Linked DNA regions of Mus musculus: region 2 is linked to region 1. A link is a loop called in an ENCODE intact Hi-C map of the cell type or tissue named here. Cell type or tissue: gastrocnemius. All regions are shown on one strand. Links, peaks and the distances in the headings refer to the core of each region. The heading gives the core; the rest is flanking DNA.

Evidence for each region. Hi-C counts contacts between places; a loop is a spot of excess contacts. Peaks named below come from ENCODE experiments on the same cell type or tissue, not always from the same donor. Only the 100,000 strongest peaks of a DNase experiment are listed, where the experiment ranks them.
Region 2: it touches region 1 in a loop (2.0-fold over the local background); 3 of 42 quality-filtered maps call a loop at or near these places.

The regions. Positions count from the first base shown.
Region 1 is chr6:8,504,890-8,513,229 of GRCm38, reverse strand. It overlaps Glcci1 (glucocorticoid induced transcript 1), which reads right to left and starts at 3,630. Exons shown (of 8, transcript NM_133236.3): 1 at 2,911-3,630. The coding sequence starts at 3,343. It overlaps A430035B10Rik (RIKEN cDNA A430035B10 gene), which reads left to right and starts at 4,069. Exons shown (of 2, transcript NR_040452.1): 1 at 4,069-4,251; 2 at 4,419-6,171. In gastrocnemius, for the core only: a CTCF peak has its summit at 3,784; DNase peaks (open chromatin) are centred at 3,014, 3,537, 3,907, 4,798 and 2 more places; H3K4me3 peaks cover 4,352 bases; H3K27ac peaks cover 2,811 bases.
Region 2 is chr6:8,409,096-8,417,435 of GRCm38, reverse strand. All of the region lies in intron 3 of Umad1 (UMAP1-MVP12 associated (UMA) domain containing 1), which reads right to left. Among named protein-coding and RNA genes, the nearest start is that of Gm46952, 68 kb to the right of the region's middle. In gastrocnemius, for the core only: no CTCF peak of the experiment used is centred there; DNase peaks (open chromatin) are centred at 3,220 and 4,281; H3K4me3 peaks cover 277 bases.

The DNA.
Region 1 (8,340 bases), core at 109-8,108:
AAAGCATGATGTTAGCAGGCTTATGCATATTCCATTAAGGTAGCATTTAAGCTACGGTACAAAAACAAAGAGAATTACTATCTTTCTGTTGGATGTTAAAGTACAATACGATAAATCTTAAAACTGGTTGCTCCTCTTTACAGCATTGTTTTCTCCCCGTTTTCTGACCCAAGCACCAACTCTTACTTAGCTTAACCCCATAAATATGCATGCTAGGAGTGTTTATGAGAAAAACAGACACTGGATTCAAAATCCTGCTTACAATTCTTTGTGATACAAGAATAAGAAAACTTAGTTTCTATACTTTCTTCCATAGTTAGACAAAAGGGGAATAAAATTCTGAATGCTTCCTTGTCACCCATAATCCAAATTCCCAGAGCTCTGAAAGCTTTTTGTAAACAACGTACATCTCCATGAAATACATATCCCGAGTCAATGTCTACCTAAAAAGTGTTGTGTGTCATTTCTCAAGACATAATATAATGTCTAGCCTCCCACTTTGAGAGGTGCAAAAAAGGAAGGAGGCGAGCAGAGGAAGAAACGGTGCACGTTGTTGTTTTTCATTCATGCAGTAGAGTGATGTCAGTGTCAGTGTCTGCAGCAGCAGCAGCAGCAGCAGCAGCAGCAGCAGCGCTTTGGTCAATGGAGACTAAAACCCCCTGACGCCGGAACCTGAGTGAATTCAATGGAAACTCATTGCAACTGTTAAGTCTCAGGAGAGATTTGAAGTGGCTAAGCAGACAGAACGTATTACTTACATGTTGTACTTTCAATATGGGCAGAGGAGAACAAGGCAGAATGTGGACCAATAACATAGTGATAATACAATCAAGAAACTAGGAGCACAAGAGCATGCTTTCAAAAATCACTTCAATGCAAGAAACTGACAAAACACCTAATGCTACACATAGCACAACTACAGCACAGAAAGCTCCTCAATTCCTAGCACAAGCTGTGACCCTGCAAATCTGTCTACTGCACAAACAGACTCAAAACCAAGTGTTTTCATCGTGATTGCATTAAACTCTGGTGTGCCATTCTACAACAAAGAGTAGAATTTAATCCTGATCACAAATTTCATTAAAACTGCTTCATGATGGGGCATGTAATTCCTAAGCAATTAGGGCTTTTGAAGGATGTAGAAAAACAAGTTGTACTATTATCTGTGCTAAGATGTTACTGTTTATCAACAAAAGGAAAGGAGGTGCTAGGTGCCCATTGTATTTTTGCAGCAATTGCCAAAACTTCTCAAACACAGCCCACAAAATCCTCTGCACACAATCTACAATTCCTATTTTTATTTTATTTTCACATTGTTCCTAAAAGAAACCCCCCCAAACTCCCATTAACAAACTGTTAAAGCTAAATCATTCAAAAACGGCTGTGACTGCTGCTGCTTTTCTTTCTGTTACCTCTCATTTAACACAGCTCCAAAAAATGTGCAAGGGAGTTGCATATGGCATTAATCTGTTAGAAAATGGTGGAGTTTTCCATAAAATACACCCAAGGATGTGTGTTCAGTTGTGGTCATTATTAGGGCGATCACGTTGTTTTCATTCATTCATTCAGGATTTGCTGGAGGATGTCAGTTTCTGCAGCAGCTGGCTTGACCTGGGGGAGGAGTGGGGAGCAATTCCCTCCTGGTGCATACAGATTACAGGATGTATTTCTTGGTGCTCCTGCACTTATTCCACCGCACTAACATCCTACCCAGAGGCTTACCATCAAGGGATCTGAAAGCAAGTGCTTTAGCAACATGCTAATTACACATCTAAATTAAAGCTAAAAATACCTAAACTTTGATCTATCATATTGCAATCCCTTTCCCTAACTCTAAACACCTTAAGAACGTCCACCTTAAACAAAAAAACCCCACATACCACACAAACATTGTATGAAGCTTGGTAGTATTTCCCTTCTGAGCAGGCTTTTTTGTTGTTTTCTTTCCCTACTCCGAATGATTCCTTCCACAATGCTGCAGTAGTAGCAGCAGCAGCAGCAACTGTAGCTCTAGGCTGGTATCTAAGAATATTAGGTACTCGACTCTCCCTTATGGCCGGTTACGTCCCTGTTTTGCCTAATTTTCTTTTTCTCCCCCAGGAGTCAACTAGTTCATGCAGTATGTCCCTAGGCATAAACAAAACCAAACCCAAACAGAAAACATTAAGGGGAGTCCACAACATCCTCCCACTCACCATTACCTTTGATACCTAACAAAAAAGAAAGGAGATCTCTCTACACAGCTCAGCTGAACTGCTAAGTATACTTAAAGATGCAAGGAAAAAGTGAACACACTCCACAAACAGGCTTTAAGAAATTCACCACGAAAACCACCATTCCGGCATAAGCCATTTGTAGTGCAGTAGTGATCTAATACATGACTATATAAAGTAGAGGAGAGGATGGATAAACAGCATACACTTTAAACTGCCTCCCCTACACATGCAAAGGATATTCTAACAACCTAACTACCGCCATCAAGTCTCCAAAACACAAACATACTCCAGACAAGAACTTTGTGGGAAAGCACAAAGGCTGCAGAGATTACCACTACCACCTTATGCCCCGCTAGAGAGTTTGTGTGCGTGTTTAAGGGTTTCACACGGCTCCTCCTTGCCCGGCTCCAAACACAGAAAGCTAATAAGCTATTAAACCGAAACACTTTTCTTTTGCAGGCGAGGGATGCAAGATAAAATCTGAGTGGCGGTGTGAGGGTCGGATAAAAGTTGATTTCCAGGTCGCTCCTCCAAGCCCTGCAGCGACCTCAGGGTGGGGGGTGAGATTCCCAAAGCCACTTTCACACCTTCGGTAATGCACTAGCAAACAGAAGCCCGGAGAGGCTGAAGTTTTCCACGCAGGGCACCGTCGGGGAGACGCAGCCCGGGAGGACGGGAGGGTTGGGCTCGCTACCTCTGCACACGGGCGAGCCGGGACTCCGTCTCTCAGGTGAGCTGCTCCTCCGCCGGCTCTCGGGGGACCGTCTCGGGCGGCCCTTGGCGCGAGGCGCCTGCTCGGCTGGGGCAGCGGCCGGCGGTGGAGTCGGGCTGGACGGGCTGGGGCCGCGGGCCCCTCCGGGCCCGGAGAGACTGCCGAGCGCGGCGGCGGCGGTGGCGGCGGCGGCGGCCGGGCGCGTGGGGCTGTGCTGGCTGCCCCGCAGGAGCTGGTAGGGCACCGTGGCGCGGATGGGCTGCAGCAGCCGACCGGCTCCCGCAGCCGGTGCGCAGCTCCCGGCCGGCCCCGTCCCGCTCCCGGCAGCGGCGGGCGGGGAGCCCGCGGTGCTGCGCCGCATCCTCTGCGGCGCGGAGTGAGGGGTCTGAGAGGAACTGGAGGACGCAGTGGACATGGTGGCTCCGCGGGCGGGCGGGCGGGCGGGCGCGCGAGCGAGCGTGTGGGAGCCGGCGCCGCGGTGCGTGCGATGTGTACGGGGGAGGGGCGGGGAGGGGCGGAGCCGCGGGGCTCCCCTTCCGACGCGCACCCCGCCGCCGAGGGGGAGGGGACGCCGCGACGGCCAACGTCCAACGGCTCAACCGCCCCGCGGCGCTCTGCGGGGCGCTCACGGCAGAGCCCGCGTCGAGCCCATGGCCGCCGCCGCCGCCGCCCCGGGCATCGCGCTGACAGGGCACTCGCCCGCTTCCCGCGGCTGCTCAGCCCTCGCGGGGGGTCGCCCGCGCGACACGACTCGGCGACCACGGGCAGCGCCGGGACTTTAGCCTCGGAGGAGAGAAAGGGGCCTCGAGGCGCCTCGCGCTGCGCGTAACCCGCGCCACCGCAAACGCCGCCGCCGCTGCCGCCGCCACCTCGACCCGCTTCTCACTCGGAATGGCAACTAATCCTGTGTCGGCGCCCCGCCTCCGGCCCCGCCTCTGGGCGTTCCGGACCCGGCTCCTGCGGCTGCGAGCGCTGTGATTGGCAGCGCCACCCTACTCCGGGATGCCAAGGAATGGTTGTATTGTCGGAGTGAGAGGAGACTCGGCCAATTACAGTACCACGTTTCCGCTCTGGGGGCGGAGCATGGAAGTGGATGAGAGAGGCGGGCCTCGCGCGGAGGGAGGGACTTAAGAGTTGACAGGCTTTGAGGTGAGGGTCAGGTTAGAAAAGTGGGTCCATACGTGCCCTGCGCGGACTCCGACGCCCAAAGACACGCGCGCGCTGCGATAAGCAAGTTACAAGGATTCCACCCTCCAGTGCTCTCTACAACCTGGGGCTGAGGACGCTGAAGCCAAACTAATTTTGCAAATACACCTGCATCCGGTGAGATGTTTTAGTTAAAGCTGAGTGAAGGATCCTTAACCCTTTTAATCTTAGAAATGTCTTTAAGTGTCCTAGTCGCCTTGTGAATCAAAACAACTTCAGGATTAGTGTATGGATGCTACATTGAACAAAATGCACCTGCCATTACAACCTGTTTGTCGTTACAGGGTAGGGTGGAGAACATCACATTCTGAATTGTACACGTCAACAAGAAAATTTACAGCATCGCATCATCAGATTTATTAATGGAGAGCACCTAGTTTACTACCCCGGAGCTGATGGTCTCTTGGGAGAAAGACCAGGCATAATGTAACAATTCATTGTGGTCATTTCCTCTGTGTGATGGCACTGGGGGTTATTCTTCTGCAAGGAAAATGAGAAGTACGAAGATTTTAGATGGGCATAAGAAAGTATATAAAACCCTAATCAGGAATAGTTAAAGCTCTACATCAGATACCTCCTATTAATTCACATGAGATAAACAAAAACATAAGATTTTACAAAATAAAGAAGTGGCGTGTCAGATTGGCGTCTGCCTGGTGTCTGCCCACACTGGCAAGCTTCCTGATTCCAGGCACTAAATGATCAGTTTCACTCAGAGGAGCCACCTTTCTCTGCTTCCCTGTGTGGTCAGACAGAAATTAAATGAAATTAAATGAAAATTTTTAAAAAAATAAGAAAAAATAAGAAGCACAGTAAATTGTTGTTTAGAAAAAATATTGATGATGCCTAATCAAAATACAAAAAATAGCATCTAGTACTATATCCTACTATATTAGTCATAGTTCTATGCTTTATCACATATAAAAATAATAGCTAATGTTTACTAAACATTCACCACGTGCTAGCCACTGTTCTAAGGACATTATTATGTGTTAACTCATTCGTTCTTCACATAATCCACAAGGTATGTGCTGTTATTATCCTCCCTGCTTTATCTGGGGCACAAAGACACTAATTGTCTTGTCTGAGATCACTCAGCTAAGTGGAAGCTGAGGCCAGAGGGACCCAGGCAGGCGTCTGAAGAAGCCCTGTGCCCTTAGTACCTCCAAGCAGAAGATGCGTGTTCTGATTAAGAGACTTTATGGTAGCTCACAGATGTCCAAACGAGCTTTTAGACATGACTAGCAGCTCCCTTTTCTTACTTTCTAGAACAAATTATACTTTAATTATCTATAGAACAAAATAACTTTAAAATTTGACATAATTTGTCTATTGTATTAATTTTTTCATCTAAAGATTAATGGTTTCACTAAGTATAACCTTTTGTGAATAGAAACAATAAATGGCTTCTTTTGGTGGGTTTTTTTTTTTTGGAATAGCAAGAATAAGATTACAACAATGTTATACTAAAATGTATAAAGGTTTTAAACTACTGATAAATGTCTAACGTTGGTAATTTGATCACAGCACAGCTTCATTATAGAAATGTCATCTTGGGTCACCTCTGGACCAACCTCAACACATTAGATGATCATGATTCTAAAGTCATAGTGAGCCACCGTTGGCAATGGTCAGTAGCAGTTCGTTTGGATCAAAAACAATAGAGCTGGCCATAATTTTAGGTTTCTTGTTCATTCAGATCTGATGTAATAAGTTTAAGTTGTATCTAAAATCTAAATGAGAGAATTTGCATGAGTTTTTAAGTGCCAATTTTTTAATGCATCTCATGCTAGAAATTGAACCCAAAGTCTTGAATAGGTTGCTCAAAATGCTGTGCCATTGAATTACCCACAGATACTATCTGATCTTACAATATTACTTTTACTTTCTGGTAACTCATCATGAGTTTTTTGAAATTCCAATCATTTTCTCTTTATTCAAGAAAATATGGTTCCCTCTAAAAACTTTATTCTCATGATGGTCATACCTAAGAATTTAAATGAGCTACAATAAATGCAGCATCTGCCTTCAAATGCCTGTTAGTTAAATGTGTGATAATTTGTTCTTACTGCAGATGGTAACAAAAGCCAAGAGAATATAGAAGCATTGGAAAAAGTAAATATTATTACAGACTTATTTCTAGCTAAACACTATACATCAGATACAATAAACCCTGTAGCCACAGTATGGGTTGCTGGGTTTGAAGTCCACTGTTATACTACTGTAGCATAGACAGGCCCTGTGCAATTTCCCTGTTCATTGAGTGTGAGTGTAATGACCTCTGAACTTGTTACATAAGGCCTAATGTTAGTTATAAACCCATTACTACACTGCTCTGTCCTGAGGGAGTGAAAGCACAAGTTGATAACTTTAGAAACACCTTTGTTGGCTCAGTGGGTAAAAAAGAAAGCACTTGGTCAAATCTGACCACATGAGTGTGATTCCCCAGAACTCAGTATAGAAAGATAGGGGCAGTTTGCCCAAGAAATTGAACCCAGAGCCTTCCATAGGCTGCTCAAAGTGCTGTGCCATTAAGTTACCCCCAGATACTATCTAATCTTACAATATTATTTTCACTTTCTGGTAACTCATCAGGAGTTACCAGAAATTTCTTCTGATCTACTCAAGTGTGCAAGCACACACACACACACACACACACAGACAGACAGACAGACACACAAACATGCACAACACTCCATCCAAACTAAATGCATGTAATTAAAATTATAATAATGAACACCTCTTTTCTCAGGCCTCATATTTTGGATATTTATGGAACAACAATTTGCAAATCCCAGAACCATCCATAGACTAACCTAGAACAGGAGAAAGGAGACGTTTCCAACTACATGCAATTAACAATAAGCTGCCCCTCATAGAGAGAGAACAGAATGAAAAAATTGTGAGGCCTTGTAGAACTACCAGTTCCATCTGCTTGGTTCTTCTACCCATGCTTTTAAGACTTAATGCCTTCCAGTTTGAATATGATTTGTCCCCTAAAAGTCATGCTGAGGTTTATCCCCAATGTGAGATATTAAGAATGGGGAAACTCAGAGCTGCGGAGGTGGCCTAGCTGTTAAAAGCACTTGCTCCTTTTCTAGAGGACCTAGAGTCAAATCTCAGTATCCACGTGATGTTTCACAACTACCTGTAACCATCACCTGTAATTAGGTCCTGGCATGTCATCTCCAAGCTTATTACCCTAGTCTGCTAACCTAGGCCTGCCCCTGGAAACTTCTCGTTTCCATATAATCTAATCTAGGCCTACAATGTTTTCAGCTTCTGGGACCTGCTGCTGAATAAGCTAGCCCCTTTCTAGTTCTTTCTGAACTTCTGCTGTTTTGGCTCAAATCTCCTCTCCACACTAACAGATTCAAGCTGCCCCATCCATGTTTGTCTGTCTGTCTGTCTGTCTGTCTGTATCTCTCTGTCTCTGTCCCCCTGCAAGCATGGGTGCTTTCTTCTACAAACCAACTTTACCTTCATTGTTTGGGATTAAAGGTGTGTAGGAGGGACATGTCATTATTCTGGCCAGAGGGATTAAAGGTGTGTTAATAACTGAGCCACCATAACACAATCTCAGGGTCCACAGTGTGATCAAACATCCTGCAACAGTCACCCTATTCTGGCCTCTACGGGCACCAGCACACACGCGCTGCAGAGATTTACATGCAGATAAAACATCTATATTAATAAAATAAACAGTTTAGTGGTGTTTTCTTTGTTGTTGTTGTTTGGCTGGTTGGTTTTGGTTTCTGTTTTGAAAGCACATGGAAACGTGAACTAGTGAGATAACTCCACAATGAGGGAGCTTGGCCATCAAGCCTGAAAGCTAAAGTTCCATCCTAGGAACCCACACGGAGAAAAGAGAGCCAACTCCCAGAGGCTGTCTACTGGCCTCCTTGTGCGCACCGTGACACACACAGTAGGTGTACACACATGCACACAAATAAGAATGTAGAAGTGTAGAAATTGAAACTGACTGTTTGCTTCAGAGGTAAGCACATTTTAGGGTGGAGCCCCCGTGATTCAATCTGGTGATCTTATAAGCCTTATAAGAAGAGGAAGAGAGACTAGACATACATACACAAAGGCTTCCTGTCTCTTGCTCTGTGATGCTCTACATCACTGCCAGAGTTGCCAGGGATACTGCTAACAAAAAGACTATCAGCAAGAGACACCACCACCACCACCACCACCACCACT
Region 2 (8,340 bases), core at 170-8,169, 96 kb after region 1:
GAGAGAGATGAATGAACAGGAACACACACATGCCACGGTGTTTTGTAGGTCAGAGGACAACTTGTGGAGGTCAGTTCTTTCCTAATATCACGTGGTCTCCAGGGACTAAACTTCTGTCTTCCAGTGTGGCAGCAAGTGCCTTTACCCACTGTGCCATCTTGCTGGCTCACACTGTGCATTTTCATATATGCACAAACGTGAAAGCAGCTATGTTGTACCCCTCTGCATCCAGATGTCCTGAGGCAGGCAAATTCAATTCTGCCATTGAACACAGGAGTGATAGTGTTACTCTCACTGGCCTCGCCTAGCCTAGAACTCCACTAGAAAAACAATGTTTGGCAAACTGAAGAGGTGAGCAGAAAGCTGTGTTATTTGACCTTGGCTCTCATTTTCAAACAGGTTATATTTCAAAATAGAAGATGGGGTTGGAAAAGTAAACACAGCTGTGGTTTTTCCACCCTGTATGAGAATGAAGGAGCCATTCAGAATGGTAGGAGGCCGGCTGCTCCTTCAGCGTACACTTGGAACCCAAAGGAGTGTGCTATTATTTCATGTCACAGAGAGCTCAGGTCAGTATTGCTTTCTTACTGAAGCAAACTCTACACAGTATGAACCTGCCATTAAATGTCTAAATGACAGGCATCAAGGCCCTTCAGGGTCTACAGTCCTCACCACTTCCCACTGCTACAACTGTCATCATCCCATTAAATAAACCAGTCCTCATTTGGCCTTTCCCTGAGCCCACAGCAATCGTTACTATATTTTTCTTTTTAATCCTATGAATTGGTTTATTCGAGGGATCTTATGCAGATGTGACTGGCTTATGTTTAGTAAAATGTTTTCAAGATCCATTCACAAGTGTGACTTGAATCAGAGCCTTTTCAAGGTTGAGTAATATTCCACAGCCTGTATACAGTACACTTTATCATCCAGTTGCTGATAGAAATTTAGAAGTTTATCATCTTTAGAATTTTACAGGACAATACTTTTAGGTAAGAGTATAATTGCCAGGCAGTGGTGGCGCACGCCTTTGATCCCAGCACTTGGGAGGCAGAGGCAGGAGGGTTTCTGAGTTCGAGGCCAGCCTGGTCTACAGAGTGAGTTCCAGGACAGCCAGGGCTACACAGAGAAACCCTGTCTCAAAAAACCAAAACCAAAACCAAAACAAACAGAATATAATCAACTAGGTGAAAAGCTAGGAACCAACAGGGCCAGCAGGAGCCGATGGGTAAAGGAACTCTGAATGTCTAAGAATGGGAGATGAGGAAACAGGAAAATCAGGTGTGACATGGCCCCGCTTACACTAAAGTTATTGCATAACTTCCTAAAGCAAACTTGGCTTGACTTACAAATCATAATTCAAGTTTTTACACCTAAATGTTTTGAGAAGTAAAATCTAAGCCTAAGTGAAAGCATTGGATCTTGTTTGGGGAAGTCTATAATCCCTAACCCTTCCGGCCACAATGGCACAATGGCACAATGGCACAATGGCACATTGGCACAATGGCACAATGGCACAATGGCACTCTGCTGGCTTCTTTTGTGTGCTGTTATGCAGTGCACGGTGTGACTCCCCGCTCTGGAGGAAAGCCCACCCAATAAAAATCATGGTGTCAATAACGTTAACAATGACTTGAGAATGGGCCAAATATTCACAATACGAGAAAAAGTTTAAAGGCCTCAGTTTTTGTATATTTTTAAGAGCCACAATGCTTTACCAGAATAACCTTTCTATAAGTGACTTGGAACTTCTCAAAGGAAAATACACTGAATCATTAGAAAACACAATAAATCAGCTCATCAACAGTAAGCTATAAATGTATAAATAACTCCTGACTACCCTTCCACAGCATTCCCATTGTTTCAGGGAGAGGGAATGGAATTATTAAGAACTAGAGCTATATACCATTATTTGTGGATTTCTAGATGAAAGTCAGTGCCTGGCCCTGGGTGCCAGTGCTCCCTGCTGCACCACAGGGCTTCAGCAAGGCTCTCAGACTTCCTGGATTCCATTCTCTTCTCTGAAACACAAGCTCACTGGACAGGTGAAGCAGCAGCGACGAGCCACAATATGAAGAGCTTTAGACTCTGAACTCTTCCTGACGTGATCCACAGGAAACAACTTTTAATTGATGCACCTGGGAACTGTAGGAGCAGTGGCCAAGGAGTGTGCAAACTCAAGTTATGAAAAGAATTTCTATAATGGAAGAATGCCCATCTTTATAGTGGTCTTGAATATGTAAGAAACAAACACTTAGCTAATGAGAAAAATGGCAGGCCATTTCATCTTTTCAGAAGTTATAGCTCTATAGGAATTAAGAATTTAATATTGACGTTCTTAGAGTAAAAAAATATACAACAGATTAGATTCTATGATTTGTAACAAATGTAGAAAATTTAGTATCAGTATTATGAACAGAATAAGAATAACCATACTAAATATATTAAAATAATTGTGAATATCATTGTTTGAAAATAGCAAATTCAGTTTGGAGGTGAAATTTGGGGCCAAACTGAAAGGATTTAAGGATTTCTTTCTGGATTGCTGTCCCCTGTATGGTGTGAGCTGGTATATCCATTAGAAATGATCCAGGGAATCTGTAGTGTTGTGTTAAGATTTTTGCTTTGCTTCCACTAATAGCAATATGATAAAGTAGAACTTTCCTCTGGTAATGGCAAAGTTTGGAGAGAGAAGGGAATTAAGAAAGACGCATATTCACAAAGATAAGCAAATACTGCTCTTCTAGGTGACTCAAGTTTGATTCCCAACACCAGGACTTGTCAGGGGCATCTGACGGCCCTGGCTTCAGTGGGCACCGGAACTCAAACTGCTCCTTAGAATCAAGTGTAGATACAATCCACCTGCTGCAAACTGCTCCTTAGAATCAAGTGCAGATACAATCCACCTGCTGCAAACTGCTCCTTAGAATCAAGTGTAGATACAATCCACCTGCTGCAAACTGCTCCTTAGAATCAAGTGTAGATACAATCCACCTGCTGCAAACTGCTCCTTAGAATCAAGTGTAGATACAATCCACCTGCTGCAAACTGCTCCTTAGAATCAAGTGTAGATATAATCCACTTGCTGGCTGGCAGAGCTAGAAGAAGAAATGTGACAGGGAAGGGACGCACACAGTTCTTTCCCCTCACGAGTCAGCTTTGTTTCCATGATGTCTGGGCCAGGGAGCAGAGAGGCTGGGGCTGGACGGCAGGCGCAGCATGCACAGCTCTGCGGGGCCCAGGTGCGCATGTGCTGTTGGATAAGCAAATGTGGCTTTCCGAGGCTCGGGATTTCACCAGTTTGCAGACAGCCACTTTCAGAACCTTCCTGAGTGCAGTTTTTCTTTCTGCCTTCCAGAAATAATTGCTACAGTTTTAACTGCTAAATTGACACAAAAGTGTATACGTATAATTTCTAAAAGTGGTCTTAAATGTACAGAAATCACATTTAGAGTTAAATAAAGATTCAGTTTATCCTCCCCAGCTCTCTGCAGGTGAGACAATGATGGGAATTCTCTGAAGACACTAAATAATTCACAGTTTGCCTATGAAGTTGGAAATACAGCGGTTTAGAAAAAGAGCTCCCACACATTATTAAGAAGTAAATTATACTAGCTGTTACTGAATCTAGTTTTGCTAACTTTCTTCTAGGTAAATTGTAAGGTGGGCTTATTTCCAGGACTGCAGGCATTAGCTCACACTGAATGGCACTTATTTGCCAGTCATCTTAGATAACATCTCATTAAGTTTTCTTTATGTGGTAGGTAGGTACCATTTTAATCTCTGGGATGCTTACCCACCATTCTCTGCATCTTGCTCATCTGACCTGCGAAGAAAACAGGGAGCCTTTCAAATGTAGAGTGCACTTGTTTCTGAAGCCCTTACAGTATCTCCTATAGGAGGCTATACAATACTTTATCTTTCTCTCCCAACCAAAGAAGGCACATACAATGCAGAGAAAACCAGTTTTTTTGTGGGGTGGGGTGGGGTGGGTGTTGTATTACGTATCATTTTATATCCAGCTGGATATGCTAATTCTATGCAGATCTTAGAAACCCTGAAATTACATACTGTTTAGACTATTTTAATCCCTGAAAGCACCGCTGTGATCCCTGAATAATGTATTTTTAAAATAACTGCTTTACCTTCACCAAATATATTCAGTTAAATTTCAGAACTTAAAGGGACAGCACGCTGCTCTGTGTTCAGGAAGATGATTCCTCCCAAAGCAAGCCCTTTGTGGGTAATCGTCCAGCAACTGGCACTGCCCACATTTTCTAGCCCACAGCACTTGTGGGACAAGGGCAAGAAGGTGCCAGATGGCTAGGACTTGAGCTGCAATCTGTTCTTAGCAAGTTAAAGGTACTGTCCCTTTAATTGGTTCAAACACAAGCCTCGTGCCCATTTAACATGATTCTATGCTAAGAGATGATATCAGAGGCTAGAAAGGGGAATGAGGACATTTCCGGGACTCTATATAGTCGCAAGCTTCTGGGTGGACCTCGACTGTTGAGAAGTAGGAAGTATATCACCACTATTTACGTTCAGACCAGCACAAAGGAGAGTGATCCTTTCACGCCTGAGGAGCATAGCTGATTGCTTGGACGTATATATCACTTCCTATTTAAATGCTTTCAATTAAAATCCAAACAAAAATTGCTAAGGGTAATAGAGTTCAAGCTAGGAGTATCACTGCGATTGCTTAAAAGATATAAAAAGAGCTGGGATCATATAATAGGAAAAGTAAAATGAATTGCAAGCCAAACAACCTCAAAATTATGAGTGAATAATCAGTCGCTTAAGAGGAAAAAACAGAAAATAATTTCATTTGTGCAAAATATACTCAGTTGGCCTTGTTCCTCTAATTCCAGTAAGCAAAATGTTCACTCTCTTTGAAACCCACAGCAGGTCTTTTTTAAATTTTATTTATTTATTTAATTAAATTTATACTATGAGCTTTGTACTGTCTCCTAACAATGAGTTCTGGGCCAATCACATTAGGTAAAATTAATATGATATTTGAGATCAATACAACAAAAGCCCCACGGTTATCTTGTATGGTCAGGAAATCCAGGCTCACAATATACATGTGGAAGTCATGATACAACCTCGGGGTGTATTCTTCTTTTCCAATCTATTTGAGACAGGGTTTCTCTTATGTTGGTTGCCAGTGCATACTGCAGCCTAGCTGGCCCATGAGTGTCTAACTCTCATCTTCCTGTGGAAGCACTGGAATTAAAGAACTGTACGACTATACTCAGTTGTCCATGCCTTCTGGGGATTCAAACTTGAGTCCCATATCTCTGTGGCAAATCTCCCCAGCCCTCCAATTCCTTTTCACGCTAAAAGCACACTAGCATGGCTAACGGTGAAAGCCTAGACACGTTCCTGCTACTCGCAGGGTTAGAGAAACATGTCTTCTGCTCAGCGCTGTTCTCCAGAGTTTCCCCAGGACAGCTAGGTAGACAGTGAGAGGCATCCACACTGGAGAGGAAGAAGTAAAACTATTACCATACAGCGATGATAGGATTTGTCTAAGTAGAAAATCATGAGGCACCCATTAAAGTGCAATTGCACTCACTAAGAACTACTAAATTTAGCAAGGTTATAGGACACAAGACTCACATTTTAGAAATCAGCTGTGGCTGGTGCTGGAGAGAAGACTCAGTGGAGAAAAAACGCTTTCAGTGCAAGAACGACACTGTGAGTCCATCCCAGTGCCCACATCAAAAGCTACGAGTGGTCAGGCATGCCTGGAAGAACAGGGCTGAGCAGGACGGGAAGAGGCGGAGAAGGATCACTGGGGCTTGCTCACCACCACCCTTATCTAGCTCCAGGTTCAGGGAGAGACCCTGTCGCAAAGAAATAAAGTCAAAAACCATGAAGCAGAATACCTCACATTCTCTGACCTCCACTGACTGTGTGCACACAGGCACATATGTTTGAATATACAGTGTTAGTACAACACACACATACAAACACACACACGCACACTTTAATAAAATCAGATGGTTGTGAACTAAGCAAAGATATTTTGGTAAGCAATGGAGTAAATATACCAAACTAATGTAAAATTGTGATAGAACTGAAAAACTACTATGCCATAACTATTGTTTGTAATATGTAATATATATAAACAACATAAAACTCATGAGTCTATGATGGAACTGATATAAAGAAATCTACTATGTTTACACTTGGATTAAAGTACAAACTAAGTATCCACAGTACATAGTGCTTGATTATGATAAATGCCTCTGTGACTGTTTTACTACAAAAACAATAGTTTTAGTCACTACTTTTAAGTATACTTCACACACACACACACACACACACACACACACACACACACACACACAACTTAAAATTAGCCTCAGGGAGGTCCTTCAGGAAGAAGTCCAGAAGAAAGTCAAGTTCTTCTAGGAAATGGCAGCATTACAGTCTCTGAGGGTTTACAGCAGAAGGTGCTGTGATATATCTAGCTTTGAGGTTAGTCTTCCTGCCATGGGTAGACCTAGAATAACAGTTGTGCTTGCCTGGTACTTGTAAGAAAAAGCTTAAAAATGAAAATATTTAAAAATGGAAAATTACATAGAAGTTATAAAATAACTTAAAGAAATATTTTGCATAGGTAATGTGGTGCTTTGAGTGAGAATGACCCCCACTGGCTTTCTGATTTGCATGTTTAGTCCCCAGGTTTGGAAGATTTAGGAGGTGTGGCCATGTTGGAGTAGGCATATCCTTGTTGGGAGGATGTGGGAGTGGGCTCTGAGGTCTGCACCAGGTACACTGTCTCTCCTCCCCTCTCCTGCCTGTAGATCAGGTTTCAAGCTCATAGTTACTTCTCTAGTGCCTTGCCTGCCTTCTTCCCACCATGAAGATCACGGACCGACCCTCCCAAACTGTGAGCAAGCCGCTAACTAAGGTTTTTCCTTTTCAAGAGTGACTTGTCATGGTGTCTCCTCAAAGCAGCAGAACAGTGACTGAGAAAGCTCCAGTGTGTGTATTTTAATGTTATTACAAAAGCACTAAGATAAAGGTGTACAAAGCAAAAAGTTATAGTAGGCTGAGGTTAACTTTCGTTGAGGAAAACTACTGGAATCCATATGTCATAGGAAGTGCACAGAACTGTTACAGCCTATGGAGGGACAGTTAGGCACAAGGTTACTCACTCAGTGCCTCGCACAGAGGAACTTCCAGTTCTGTATTCTCCAAGCATGGTGAGGTATATCATTTTAAAATGTTGACACCATGGTTTTGATGTGCTGTTTTGATATCTAGACATGTTGACGTGTTTTAACTGCCAACAGTATTCAACACTACTAGCATACTGGGTAGATTTGTAGCCTGGCATCAACAGGCTACACCATACCGCTTAGCTCTGGAGTGGCTCATATCAGCAGTTTGCTGAGTACACTTGATCTTTCCCAGCACCTAATGATGCAGCTTACAGAACACATTCTTGTTGTTAAGTGGCATGTAAATATATGCCTGTACATTGTCATGAACAACCCAGGAATGAAAGTGAGATAAAAATGCATTCATAATGCCATCGAAGGCACTTCTAAATATTCAGGAACCCTTTAATAGAAGCACAAAATTTACATTCTGAAAACCATAAGGGATTTTGAAAAGAAATTAAGGCCTTAAGCAGACAGGAAAGCATCCCACATTCAGGCATCAAATGTAAAGCTGCTCAGATGGAGGCTCCTTAAACCGAGCTTCAGAACCCTCACAATCCTTTCAGAACAGCAGGGGGTTCTTGCAAGAGATTCTAAAACGCAGATCAAATAGCCACAGACCACGAATCACCCAGAATTGTGGAAAAGTAAAACAAAACTGAGACTTGTGATTTCAAAATTCCAGTTGTCAACAGTGTCCTTTGACATAAGGATGAGGAGACCAATCAATGGCCTAGAACTCAAAGACTGGAAATAAACCCAAGTGTTAACAGTCACATGCGTTGTCACCAGAGTGCACTGCACCGTGGAGGAAGATTTTTTTCCCCAGTATTTAACACTGGAAAAGCTTTTTATTCAATGGGAAAAAATTGATGCCCTGTATCACATCATATAAAAATACTAGGTCAAAATGAATCAAAGTCCCATGAAAGCTAAACTGTAAAACTGTTAGAAAACATGTAGAAGTAAGCCTTCATGACCTGCAATTTCACAATGGGCCTGAGCTATGACACCCAACACAGACACAGCCAACAGAAAGAAAGGCTGAGGAGAGCAGTTTATCACGGCAGCTGGAGAGCGCTTCCTGAAGACCCAGGTTCAATTCCCAGCACCCACATGCTGGTTCACGCCTGTCTGTAACGCTAGTTCCTGAGGAGCT